2 separate regions of the Homo sapiens genome follow, and region 1 is linked to region 2. The links are chromatin contacts, found by Hi-C or POLR2A ChIA-PET in ENCODE. All regions are on one chromosome and are shown on one strand. The core of a region is the stretch at or near the end of the contact, and the rest is flanking DNA. Distances in the headings are between cores, read along the strand shown.

Region 1 (6,622 bases), core at 44-2,543, 450 kb before region 2:
CCTGGGAGACAGAGTGAGATTCTGTCTCAAAAAAAAAAAAATGGCATTAATTAAAAAGTCAAAAAACAATAGATGTTGGCATGGATGGATTACACTGCTGGTTGTGAGAATGTAAATTAGTACAACTACTATGGAAAACAGTATGGAGATTCCTTAAAGAACTAAAACTAGATCTATCATTTGATCCAGCAATCCCACTACTGGGTATCTACCCAAAGGAAAATAAGTCATTATATGAAAAAGACACATGCACACGCATGTTTATAGCAACACAATTCATAATTGCAGGGATGTGGAACCAGCCTAAGTGCTCATTGACCAACCAGTGGCTAAAGAAAGTGTGGTGTATGTACACCATGGATTACTACTCAGCCATAAAAAGGAATGAAATAATGCCTTATGTAGCAACTTGGATGGAGCTGGAGGCCATTATCCTAAGTGGAGTAACTCAGGAATGGAAAAACCAAATACTGAATGTTCTCACTTATAAATGAGAGCTAAGCTATGAGGACACAAAAACATACAAAATGACATAATGGACTCTAGGGGCTTGTTGGTGGAGGTTGGGAATAGGGTGAGGGATAAAAGGCAACACTGGGTACAGAGTACACTGCTCGGGTGATGGTGCACCAAAATCTCAGAATTCACTACTAAAGAACTCACACACATAACCAAAAACTACCTGTCCCCCAAAAACTATTGAAATAAAAAAATTTTTTAGATAAATGTGGGGTTGATTTGTAATTTAAAATTTATTTTGAATAGCTAATACAAGAACAATATTTAAAAGATTATAATAATAAAAATGTGTATAGTGTGCAAAGCAAATTTCGTTCTCCACCCCATCCACAATTCTTCCAAATTCCTTGCCTGGATGCAACCACTGTTACCAGTTTCAGCAAGAAATTAAGACAGAAATTAAAGTTCTGCTCCTCATAATAATCACGATCAATTATCCCTGCTTATACAGTAACCCCTCCTTTTCCCAACAGCCTCCTAGCATGAGGAACCCAAATTGAACAGGTAACAAACATACCCCTAAACGTAATGTAACTTGTACTCTGTTCCATGGTAGGAACTTCCTTCTCTGGGATCCCAAACTCCTAGACCAGCTGAGTACGTTGAGGGGATGGGAAGCACCAACACCCCACGCGGGTTACCGGAAGTGCTGGTGAGTATAGTCATTCCTTCTTCCAGCACTGGTGGTTAGAGACTTACTTACTCTACCTGTTGGAGACTTGGCACTATGTAACAGCTGCTGCCATAGCCTAAGTGTATGCTTCATCCTGAAGGACATTACCCATCCTGATAGGATGTGATCTTCAAGATAAAACCCAGCTGCACCCTCAAGAGACCATTCCACTGCTCTATCAGCTGGCAGCGTGTGTGATGCAGTATGGGGTAGAACCAGGAGATCTCATGGTCGTGTGCCCACTACCAGACAGCGTTCGCTATAAAGTAGGTCCCTTAGTCTGGGGCAATGTTATGTGGTTCCCCTATTAGAAGATCATACATATGTGAGCCCTTAGATAACGTTTCTGAGTGTGGCACTATGGGAAGAAAGAACAAACTCATACCGCTAATACAAGGCAAGCTAAATCTGACAGAACCCCTGCCTTTTTCATTGTGAAAAAGTAAGAGTAGAATCAATTTGCCATCAAATTGCTCATTGGCCTCCATAAGCAAAGGTAATCTGTTGGAGTTTATTTATCGTTGGAAGGTAGGTTGTGACAATAACCACGTCAGCCATGCTGAAGGGAGCCCAAGCCTTGGGACCCACCCACAGTGCATCTCTTCCACCATAGATACTGCTTTCAAGAGCCTGTTTCATGAGCACTGGGATGGTTAAGGACAGAGGCTGGCTGATGTGTACCAAATGATTCATCCTGTACACCTGGTTGTTTAGACTACTTGTATAGAGGGTAATTTTTGCTGAGTATTAACATCTGATACAAAAGATCCAAGCACTTTGTATCTACTGTATGCCTCTTTCCAGATATTCCTGTTCCTGATCTTCCTATCTTGCTCCTTCCAGGCCCCGGACCCGCTATTTAAGCCATTTGCCGTTGCCTATGAGTCTGTGCATGTTCTCACCTCAGGCCACTTCTGTCTACACAAAGTGGGCAAATCAGAGCCCCACCTGCCTATTGGCAGGACCCTCTTCAGCACTGTCTCTGCTCATTCCTGAGTTGCCCACACTGCAGACACACTCTACTGCTGCCTCACACCAACACACTAAGCTGGCATGTTTATGAAGAAGCTCAGAATTTTCCTCTTAAGTCAGCTGGTCATAGAAACTACCCATAAGGTCATTGGTGAGAGTCGAGGTCAAGGCAAATTTCCAGCAGTGTGAGGTGACATGGGGTCTGAGCAATGTCTGTATGTAATTAACATCAGTACTCAGAACATACATACTTTAACCCAGGGGTCAGCCAGTGGTTTCAGTAAAGGCCCAGATGGTTTCCCTTTGCTGTGTGTGTGTTCATTCCCCTCTCCGAAGCTATGTGTAACCCCATAGGGATCACAGGGGTTCCCATCAACCACAGCCAGTTACATCCACAAAAGCCTTGATCCTTGTTAGCAGATGGGAGAGGGTGGCTTGGAGGATTGAAATCCCTACTTCATAGGACTCTGGATACTTACACAGTTGCTTCCTCCTGTGCTTCTACATGAATCTCAGCACTGTATTTAGGACACCGTCTGCACTCTTATTCTTCATGCAATTCTGTTTGCTCCTCAGATGGCCGCTTTTCCTTTGAAGCTCAACAGTGGTCATCACGTACTTGGGCTGAGGGTTACTGGTTAACTCTGTGGGATTCTGGGATCAGTTCCTTCCCATTCTTAGCCATCCCTGTGCTTTACAAAACTTAGCTTCACAATTATACTCATCTCTCTCTGTGTGCACCTCTAAGAAATTACTGATAAAACACTTGAGTTTTTTGAAATTACAAAAATATATACAAGAAAATGTTTATGGGGCCATTGATTAGCATGGAAAAGCATAAACTTTCCTGTTTTCTGCCTCTCATTAGAATTTAATCCCCCAAAATTGAACTCATTCCAAACTTCTGGCTTAACTAGGAGTTGCTGTAGCCAGCCTATTCTAGACAGCATCCTGTAAGCCCCTGGGATTGGCAGACACAAGACCACTTTTTCCATTCATATATGTGGTTCTGTTCTGGCCAGATCAACGGACTTCCAGTGCCCTTCTTGAGTCATACTGAGGTAAATTACTCAGACCACGAACTCACATTTTTAAATAAATAAAATAGCAGCATAGTTAATAATTTATTTATCCCATTACTGGGCATATACCCAAAGGATTATAAATCATTCTACTATAAAGACACATGCACACATATGTTCACTGCAGCACTATTTGCAATAGCAAAGACTTGGAACCAATCCAAATGCCCATCAATGATAGACTGGATAAAGAAAATGTGGCACATATACACCATGGAATGTTATGCAGCCATAAAAAAGAATGAGTTCATGTGCTTTGCAGAGACATGGATGAAGCTGGAAACAATCATTCTTAGCAAACTAACACAGAAACAGAAAACCAAACACCGCATGTTCTCACTTATAAGCAGGAGTTGAACAATGAGAACATGTGGACACAAGGAGGGAAACATCACATACTGGGGTCTGTCAGGGGATGGGGGCAAGGGGAGGGATACCATTAGGAGAAATACCTAATGCATGCGGGGCTTAAAACCTAGATGACGGGTTGATGGATGCAGCAAACCACAATGGCACATGTGTACCTATATAACCAACCTGTACATTCTGCACATATATCCCAGAACTTAAAAGTATAATTAAAAAAAGAATTTATTTCATTTGTGTAGTCCATTAAATTTTTTGTACATTTTTTAAACCTGCACTTTTCATAGTTTTTGATACATCCTTGCTCCAATAAATAGCTTGCTAAAACTACTAAATCTCATAGATATACCAATGGTTTGCATCATCTAATGGCACATTTGCTTGTCAAACTGAGGTCAGCCAGTCCCCCTTCATTCACTGTTAGTAACTCATGTGTTGCATTGTTAAAAACCCAGTATCACCTCATCTCCCCTCTAGCATCTTCTCTGCAGAGGAGAAGCCAGGCACTATATCTCCCAGGATCCCCTTCCCTGTATAGTTCCAGTTTACATTTTCCAGTGAGAGAGACTTGCCTAAGAAATGGGGCCCTGGAGAGATGGTGGGACAGACCTGTACCCATCAGTGGTGGCTGCAGGTAGAGGAGCAGGCAGATGTCAGGTTCTCAGTGGCTTCCCTGCTAGGCTAGAGACCCACCTGCTTTGCTTGTGTGGACTAAGATGAGTGATAAGAGCTTTCTCATAGGTTCTGGAGAATATAGCAATCTCGCAGCAGGATTCTGAGAACCTCCCATCCATGCTTCAAGCTGAAGTCTTCAGTATATGCTTCCCTGACCTCCCTACTGCAGCTTCCAGGAGCTCCAATGGTGACTGGTATTATTATAGTATCCTGCTGCTGCTATAACAAATTACCACAACTATGTGGCTTAAAACAACACCAATGTATTCTCTTATAGTTCTGGAGGTAAGAAGTCAAAAATGTGTCACTATGGGCTAAAATTAACATGTCGTCAGAGCTGCATTTCTTCTGAGGCTCTAAAGGAAAATCTGTTTCCTCACCCTTTCCAGCTTCTTGGGGCTGCCTGCATTCTTTGGCTTGTGGTCTCTTCCTCCATCTTCCAAGTCAGCAGTCACATCACTTTGACCTCTGATTCTGTTGTCACAGCTCTAACTCTGATGCTGCTTTCTACTCCTTTCACTTATAAGGACTATTGTGATTACATCGAACCTGCCCAGATAATCCAGGATAATCTTCCCATCTCAAGAGCCTCAGCTTAATCACATCTGAAAATTTCCTTTTGCCCTATTAGGAGACATTTTTATAAGTTCCAGGGATTAGGACACAGACATATTTAGGAGACTGTTATTCTGCCTGTCACATGACTTCACCAATATTTGCTACCCGTGGTTTCCAAACATTAGTGTATGCTCTTATTTCTATTTATTCCTGAAATACCAGAGTGAGTCTGTTTTTCTGAAAACAGCTCACTAATGCCCAGAGGAGCTCAAAAATTTTCTGTCTGTTGTCTCAAAGTCTCCAAATTGTACTGATTCTTCAACGTGCATGGCTGTAAATTAGGCAATAATCTTGCTGGGGTGTTGGAAGGAAAAGAAAGGGAATGATTAGACAGCCCTTCTGATTCGGGACAGAATCTGATTCGGGACACTGTCCCTGATGGCTGGCCATCTTGGGCTGTAATCCAGTTTCCCTCCCACGTAGACCCGGTCATTTCTGACTCCCCAAGAGGTTTTCACAGTATTCATGTCCACTTCCTTCATCAGTCATCTTCTTGTCTTATATCTCCATGTTTACATTTTTCTTCTCTTCTACCACTGTAGTTCTGCCTTGATTCTTCAGCCATTGCCTTCCTTTTGCATGCATGTGCTTCAGCCAGTTCTCTAGGAAGACATTCCAGACAGCTCATTATCACTTGTTACTATGTTTATTTGACTGCAGAGCTTTGAAGATTTGTAACTTTCTATTTTTTAAATTTTAGTGTAAAAATAATTCTTGCTCACAGTAGGAAATGAAACAATCAAAATATGCATAAATATACTTTTAAATCTCTCCTTTCACTAAATCCAAACCCACTTAACTAAGGTGATTACTATTGTATCAGCCTACTCTCTGCATGTCTACTTTCTTCACTTGCACGCAAACCATAGTGAGTGTTTTTATCTGGTAGCTTTTGTTGAGCTGTAATGACTATAAGTTTTATATGTAATTTAATCATTTTCAGGGCAACTTGAGATATAATTTAAATAGTATAAAATCCGCACATTCAAAATATACAATTCAGTGGCTTTTAGAATATTCACAGTTGTGCCTCCATTACCACAATCAATTACAGATCCTTTTATCTCCTCCCAGCCCTGCAGAAAAATCCATATCCAAACCCCAGCCCTAAGAAACTACCAACCTATGTTTTAACTCTACAGATTTACCTATTCTGAACATTTTATGTAATGAAATTATACAACATGTGGCTTTTTGTGTCTGTCTTCTTTTACTTACCGGAACATTTTCAAAGTTTGTGTGGGTCGTAGCTTGTATCAGTACTTCACATCTTTTTCATCGCTGAATTACATTCCATTGTATGGATATATCACAATTTATTTATTAGTTGGTGACATTTTTGTCCTTCTCATTTGGATTGTGATTAATAATGCTGCTATAAACATGGCATATAGGTTTTTATGTGAACTCATGTTTTCATTTCTCTTGGGTATACTGTATCATAGGAGGGGATTGCTGGGTCATGTAATAACTTAATGTTCACAAATTTGAGCTACTGCTAGCCTGCTTTCTAAAGGGGCTATGTCTCTTAAATCCCCACCAGCAAAGTGTGAGTATTCTAGTATCTCCACATTCTCATCAACACTAATTATTATCTTTTTAATTATAGCCATTCTAGTGGGTGGGAAATAGTATCTCATTTTTGGGTTGATGTGCATTTCCCTGATGCTTAATGATGTTGAACATGTTTCTATGTGCTTATGGGCCTTTTGTATAT
Region 2 (7,237 bases), core at 3,317-5,816:
TGAAGGAGGAGCAAAAGCATGTTGTACATGGCAGCAGGCAAGAGCATGCTCAGGGGAACAGCCCTTTATAAAACCATCAGATCTCATAAGACTTATTCACTATCATGACAATAGCATGGGAAAAACCCGCCACCCATGATTCAGTTACCTGCCACCAAGTCCCTCCCATGACACATGGGGATTATGGGAACTACAATTCAAGATGATATTTGGGTGGAGACACAGCCAAACCATATCATTCCTCCCCTGGCCCCTCCCAAATTTCATGTCTTCACAATTCAACACACAATCATGCCTTTCAACAGTCCACCAAAGTCTTAACTCATTTCAGCATTAACTCAAAAGTCCAACTCCAAAGTATCATCTGAGACAAGGCAAGTCCCTCTTCCTATGAGCCTGTAAATCAAAAGCAAGTTAGTTACTTCCTAGATACAATGGGGGTACAGGCATTGGGTAAATACACCCATTCCAATGGGATACATTGGCCAAAATAAAGGTGCCACAAGCCCCATACAAGTCTGAAATACAGTAGGGCAGTCATTAAACCTTAACGTTCCAAAATGCTCCCCCTTTGACTCCATGTCTCACATCCAGGTCATGCTGATGTGAGAGATGGGCTCCCACAGCATTGGGTAGTTCTGCCTCTGTGGCTTTGCAGGGTACAGCCCCCCTTCCAGCTGCTTTCATGGGCTAGTGTTGAGTGTCTCCAGCTTTTCCAGGTGCATGGTGTAAGCTGTTGGTGGATCTACCATTCTGGGGTTTGGAGGATGGTGGCCCTCTTCTCACAGCTCCACCAGGCAATGCCCCGGTGGGGAACTCTGTGTAGGGGCTCTGACCCCACATTTCCCTTCTGCACTGCCCTAGCAGAGGTTCTCCATAAGGGCTCCACCCCTGCAGCAAACTTCTGCCTAGACATCTAGGCATTTACATACATGCTCTGAAACCTAGGCAGAGGTTCTCAAACCTCAATTCTTGACTTCTGTGCACCCACAGGCCCAGCACATTTGTAAGCTATCAAGGCTTGGGGCTTGGAACCTCTGAAGCAATGGCCTGAGCTGTAGGTTGGCCCTTTTTAGCCACAGCTGGAGCTAAAGTAGCTGGGATGTAGGGCACCATGTCCCCAGGCTGCATAGAGCAGGGGTCCCTTAGCCCAGCCCACAAACCCTTTTTCCCTCCTAGGCCTCCAGGCCTGTGATGGGAGGGGCTGCTATGAAGTTCTCTAATATTCCCTGGAGACATTTTCCCCATTGTCTTAGTGATTAACATTCCACTCCTCTTTACTTATGCAAATTTCTGCAGCAAACTTGAATTTCTCCCTAGAAAATGGGTTTTTCTTTTCTATCGCATCATCAGACTGCAAATTTTCCAAACTTTTATGCTCTACTTCCACTTGAACAGCTTTACCACTTAGAAATTTCTTCTGCCAGATACCCTAAGTCATTTCTTTCAGTTCAAAGTTCCACAGATCTCTAGGGCAGGGGCAAAATACCGCCAGTCTCTTTGCATAGGAAGAGTGACCTTTACTCCAGGTCCCAACAAGTTCCTTATCTCCATCTGAGACCACCTTAGCCTGGACAAATATTGTCCATATCACTGTCAGCATTTTGGTCAAAGCCATTCAACAAGTCTCTAGGAAGTTCCAAAGTTTCCCACATTTTCCTGTCTTCTGAGCCCTCCAAGTCTTGAGGAAGTTCCAAACTTTCCCACATTTTTGTGTCTTCTTCTGAGCCCTCTAAACTTCTAACCTCTGCCTGTTACCCATTTCCACATTTTCAGGTATCTTTATAGCAGTACCCCACTTTACTGGTACCAATTTACTGTATTAATCCATTTTCTTTTTTTATTTTTATTTTTGAGACAGTCTTGCTCTGTCACCCAGGCTGGAGTACGGTGGCACAATCTCGGTTCACTGCACCCTCCACCTCCCAGGTTCAAGCAATTCTCCTTCCTCAGCCTTCTAAGTAGCTGGGATTATAGGCGCCAACCGCCATGCATGGCTAATTTTTTTTGTTTGTTTGTTTAGTAGAGATGGGGTTTCACCATATTGACCACCAGGCTGATCTTGAACTCCTGGCCTCAAATGATTCACCTGCCTCGGCCTCTCAAAGTGCTAGGATTACAGGCATGAGCCACTGCACCCAGCCGTATTAGTCCGTTTTCATACTGCTATGAATAAATACCTGACACTGGGTAATTTATAAAGAAAAAGAGGTTTAATGCATTCACAGTTCCACATGGCTGAGGAGGCCCTCAAAATCATGGTGGAAGATGAAGGAGGAGCAAAGGCATGTCTTACATGGCAGCAGGCAAGAGCGTGTGCAGAACTACCTTTATAAAACCATGAGATCTCATGAGACTTATTCACTATCACAAGAAGAATAGCATGGGAAAAACCTGCCCCTCATGATTCAGTTACCTCCCACCAGGTCCCTCTCATGACACGTGGGGATTAAGGGAACTACAATTCAAGATGAGATTTGGGTGGAGACCCAGCTAAACCATATCAGACACCATTCTAATGGAAAACAGCTCAGCTGAAAGAATCCTGCCAAGAACTCATGCTACCTGTCTGTGCAGCAATTCAGAGTCATGAATTCTTGTTAAGCTATGTGATTTTTCTACGAGGATGCCAAGTTTACTTTCTGATTAATGGACCTCTCTTAATCAGAAACAAGCACAATTTACACTCATAATTTTTTGCCAAAATATATAACCTTAAACATCACCTCTCTCCCCTGCTTGTCAGTTCTCATCAATTAATCTGGTCTGAAGAAGAAAAAAAAACTCAGTTAAGGGAAACCAAGTGCACAGAGGATTTCTTGAAGAATATATTTTGCAGATTATGCAATTACAGACATTTGCAGCACTGTGAATTTGGACTGTTTGTTTTAACCCTTCACAGAATCTCTTACAGTGAATTGTGCTTTGGCAGTCGGCTCTCAGCTTGCAGGGACTCAATAAGAATGGGATGTAATGCAAAATAATTTATGGATGATATGGCACAATGTGTAGAATTTGCTTTAAAAGATCTCCAGCTGAAAAAGTGGTAGGAGTAGATTAAGTGAGTATGGTCAACTTTTGACAGTTTTTAAAACTTTGTGATGGATACAGCAAGACTCATTATATACTCACGGCTTCTGTGTATGTTTGAAATTGTCATCATAAGCAGAGTTTTTTAAAAGAGGCATAAGAAGTTCACCATTGTCTTTACTATAGGGATATTGTTAAAGATTTATTTTATTCATTACTTTGCAAACCAGTATACTTTTGACAAGAAATTAAGAATGATCTTAAAACTTAAATAATACTTATCTTAGTCCTGCCTAGTACAAAGTAAGCATGTAATAAGCAACAGTTATTGTTTATTGTGTAATGATCTCATCAGAATTCATTTGTGGGTATTAGTAGCCTGACCTCCTTGGAACTTGGAGGTTTCCTTTGATATTGGACAAAGTACAAAGAAAACAGTATCTTCTGTAAGGTTAGTTGTAAGAGGTTTTCTGGTAGCATACTGAATATAGGAAGAATTTCTGAAAGAACCTTTAAGAACTCTAGTGTCTCAATCCAGAAGGTAAAAATTTAATATGAAGTATTAAAAAAAAATGCACCATGACTAACCAGGAGTACAAAGATAGCTCTATGTTTTAAAATATATTCAAATGTATCATATTCAAATATATTCAAATTTTAAAGATAGTTTTATATTTTAAAATATATTCAAATTTATCATCTCTGTAGGCCAAAGAAAATAAGCCATATTATCACCTTGATTATGATAAATGGTTCAACTGGCTAACATTTGAAAAACAATAATAATTAGAATTATCTCTCTATACTCAAAATCAATTCCATATGAATATAAATGTGGAAATTTTTTAAAGTGCCAAATGAAAACAAGGGATGAGATTAGGGAGGAAGAAAACTACTCTGTGCTTCCTGGCTTCATCTTTGATCCTGTTCCATCCTCAGAGATTGCAGAGTAAGTAAACTGTGACAGCTCTCTCACTTTTGCATCTTGACATATTCCCCAACCTCTCTCATCTACTTGAATGCCGATTCCTTTATTGCATTCTAGGCTTTATTACATCAATTTTTCAATTCCTGCAATAACTAGATTCCATAATAAGAAAAGACTGTACTTGGCTGATTTCTTTCATAATGTACCTATTAATATTTAAGTGTGAATTCCTTAAAGCTCTTGTGATAGGCTTCTCAAGGCATGGCAACATTCCTCACCTCTCTTCTGCTGTATCATATTATATTACTGTGTCTCTGTGATAACAATAAAGAATTTGACTGCCCTTTGTCCCTGGTTCCTAGGAGGGAAACTAAATCCTTGGAATCTCCTGAGTAATATGAGTATCTTTGTTATTCATGAGCCCCTTGGATCACACCTGGGCTTATGCTAAGAGAGAACTCACGATGGGAGGTTGGTCATCAGAAAGATCACATAATAAAAGGATTGGGCCTTAGAGCCAGCCCAACCTCGACGGAGGGTGGGAGGACTAGAGATTGCGTTCAATTCGGTGGCAAATGAGTCAACCAATTGTGCCTATGTAATGAAAACTCTGGACGCCAAAATTTGGTGGAGCTTCCTGGTTGGTGAACACATCCATGTGCCAGGAGGGTGACACAACCTGATTCACAGAGAGAAGACACAGAAGCTCTGCATGGAAGACCCGCCCAGACCCCGCCCTACGTGTGTCTTCATTAGTCTGGTCCTCCTGATTTGTATCCTTTGTAACAAGCCTGTAATCGTAAGTATAACATTCTCCTGAGTTTGGTGAGTTGTTCTAGCAAATTATCAAACCCGAGGGGGTTGTGGGTACCCCCCAGATTAGTAGCCAGTTGGTCAGAGGAGCGAGTAGCCTGGGGACCTCCACACTTGTGGCTGGCGGCGGAAGTGAGGGCAATCTCATTGGGGCTGAAACCTGTAGTTAGTGTTGTGCTGCACTATTCCAGTCCCTTATCCACCTACATTCCTCATTTCCTTGTCGGGGCCTTGCTGTGATGTCTCCATTTGGGTGATTTCATAAAGGTTAGAGATGAGGGAGGGCAGATTTACCTGGAGAACAAATTCCTAGGCCTTTTGATACTTTTTTTTTTTTTGAGACAAGGTCTCGCTCTGTTACCCAGGCTGAAGTGCAGTGGTGCAATCCAGGCTCACTGCAACCTTGCCTCCCAACCCCCACCCCCACACTCTGGGCTCAAGCGATCCTTCCACATTAGCCTCCAGGGTAATTGGGACCACACGTGCGCACCAGCACGCCCAGTTTTGTTTTTGGTTTTTTTTTTTTTTTTTTTTGTATTTTCAGTAGTGAAAGGGTTGCCCAGGCTGGTCTCAAACTCCTGAGCTCAAGCAATCTGCCCCCCTCAGCCTCCCCAAAGTGCTAGTATTACAGGCATGAGCCATCGCGCCCAGCCAATATACATTCTTAACAATTTTTTACTTACCAATTCTCTGTTCTGGCTTTGTATCTCTGATTTTACTAGATTATCCCTGTTTTGGCAAACACTAACAATATTTATATAAGTTTAGCCTATATGCCTTAAAGACGTTTTCTCCTACTTCCAGAACTTTCTCAGTTGTGTGTGTGAGTACGCCTGGCTTTTCATCAAAGAGCTTTGCCGTCTTGATGCTTCCTTTTCTGTGAACACAGCAATAAATAGATTCTGCAGAACAAATGAGTGAGTAACTTTTTTTTTTTTTTTTTTTTTGAGACAGAGTCTCGCTCTGTCACCCAGGCTGGAGTGCAGTGGAGCTATCTTGGCTCACTGCAGCCTCTGCCTCCTGAGTTTAAGTAACTATTGTACAATAGTGATCACTGCCACAAAGTCAAGTATACATTGTTTATAATCTCTGAATTGAAGTACAAATTTTACTTTCTCTTTTTTTTTTTCCTTTGGAGATGGAGTCTCCCTCTGTCACCCAGGCTAGAGTGCAGTGGCAGGATCTCAACTCACTGCAACCTCCGCCTCCTGGGTTCAAGTGATTCTCCTGCCTCAGCCTCCCGAGTATCTGGGATTACAGGCACGTGCTACCATGCCCGGCTAATTTTTTGTATTTTTAGTGGAGACGGGGTTTCACCATGTTGGGCAGGCTTGTCTCGAACTCCTGATCTCAGGTGATCCTCCTGCCTTGACCTCCCAAAGTGCTGGGATTACAGGCATGAGCCACCACACCTGGCCTTTTTTTTTTTTTTTTTTAATAGAAATGGGCTTCCCCACCTACCCCCACCTGGCATGGTGGCTCATGCCTGTAATCCCAGCACTTTAGGAGGCTGAGGGGGGTGAATCACCTGAGGTCAGGAGTTCGAGACCAGCCTGGCCAACATGGTAAAACCCCATCTCCACTAAAAATACAAAAACTTAGCCGGGCATGGTGGCACGTGCCTGTAATCCCAGCTACTCAAGAGGCTGAGGCAGGAGAATCACTTGAACCCAGGAGGCAGAGGTTGCAGTGAGCTGAGACCGCGCAATTGCACTCCAGCCTGGGCAACAAGAGCAAAACTCCATCTCAAAAAAAAAAGAAAAGAAAAGAAAAGACAAAAAAAGAAATGGGTTCTCACTATGTTGCCTAGGCTGCTCTGGAAATCCCAGGTTCAAACAATCCTCCCTCCTTGGCCTTCCAAAGTGCTATGATTACATGTGTGACCCACCATGCCCAGCTCTAAATATCTTTAATTGTAAGTGTGTAGCATTCCATACAATCCAAGCACAGTTTTATATAATGGGTTGAGCTAGATCAACAAGGTTATAGATGGCTGGTTCATGATCACCAGGTTGGTGGGTAAAATCAGCCATTAATCTCCTATGAAAGGCCAGGTACAGTGGTTCATGCTTGTAATTCCAGCACTTTGGGAGGCCAAGGCAGGTGGATTGCTTGAGCTCAGGAGCTCAAGACCAGCCTGGCCAACATGGTGAGACCCCTCTCTACTAAAATACAAAAAACTAGCCGGGCTTGGTGGTGGGTGCCTGTAGTCCCAGCTATGTGGGTGGCTATGGCAAGAGAATTGCTTGAACCCGAGAGGCGGAGGTTGCAGTGAGCCGAGATGTTGCCACACTGCACTCCAACCTAGGCTACAGTGAGGTAGGAGTTATTAAGAAATTATTTTAGGCAGATAGAGAGGAAAAAGGTCCATGGAAAATTTTTCACAGCTCTTGTCTAGCATGAAAGCCCTGGCTCTTAGACTTGGGCCAGCAACCTTTGATATGCAAACGCTAGCTGTTAGAAACT

What was found. A loop is a pair of places that touch in the nucleus more often than their neighbours do. ChIA-PET counts read pairs that join two places held with the same protein, here RNA polymerase II (POLR2A).
Region 1: a map with no recorded cell type shows a loop between it and region 2 (4-fold over the local background). The contact joins the promoter of LINC02571 here to the promoter of LINC02570 in region 2. A Hi-C loop is called at or near these places in 1 of 37 single-sample maps with no recorded cell type. POLR2A ChIA-PET finds 5 or more read pairs at or near these places in 1 of 52 experiments (WTC11).

What each region holds. Positions count from the first base shown.
Region 1 is chr6:31,296,308-31,302,929 of GRCh38, reverse strand. It overlaps LINC02571 (long intergenic non-protein coding RNA 2571), which reads left to right and starts at 1,293. Exons shown (of 4, transcript NR_149115.1): 1 at 1,293-1,458. LOC112267902 (a long non-coding RNA gene) reads left to right here. Exons shown (of 5, transcript XR_926691.3): 4 at 1,076-1,171; 5 at 4,354-6,104.
Region 2 is chr6:30,845,488-30,852,724 of GRCh38, reverse strand. It overlaps LINC02570 (long intergenic non-protein coding RNA 2570), which reads left to right and starts at 4,566. Exons shown (of 3, transcript NR_134610.1): 1 at 4,566-4,757; 2 at 5,576-5,688. RefSeq lists an enhancer at 5,036-5,538.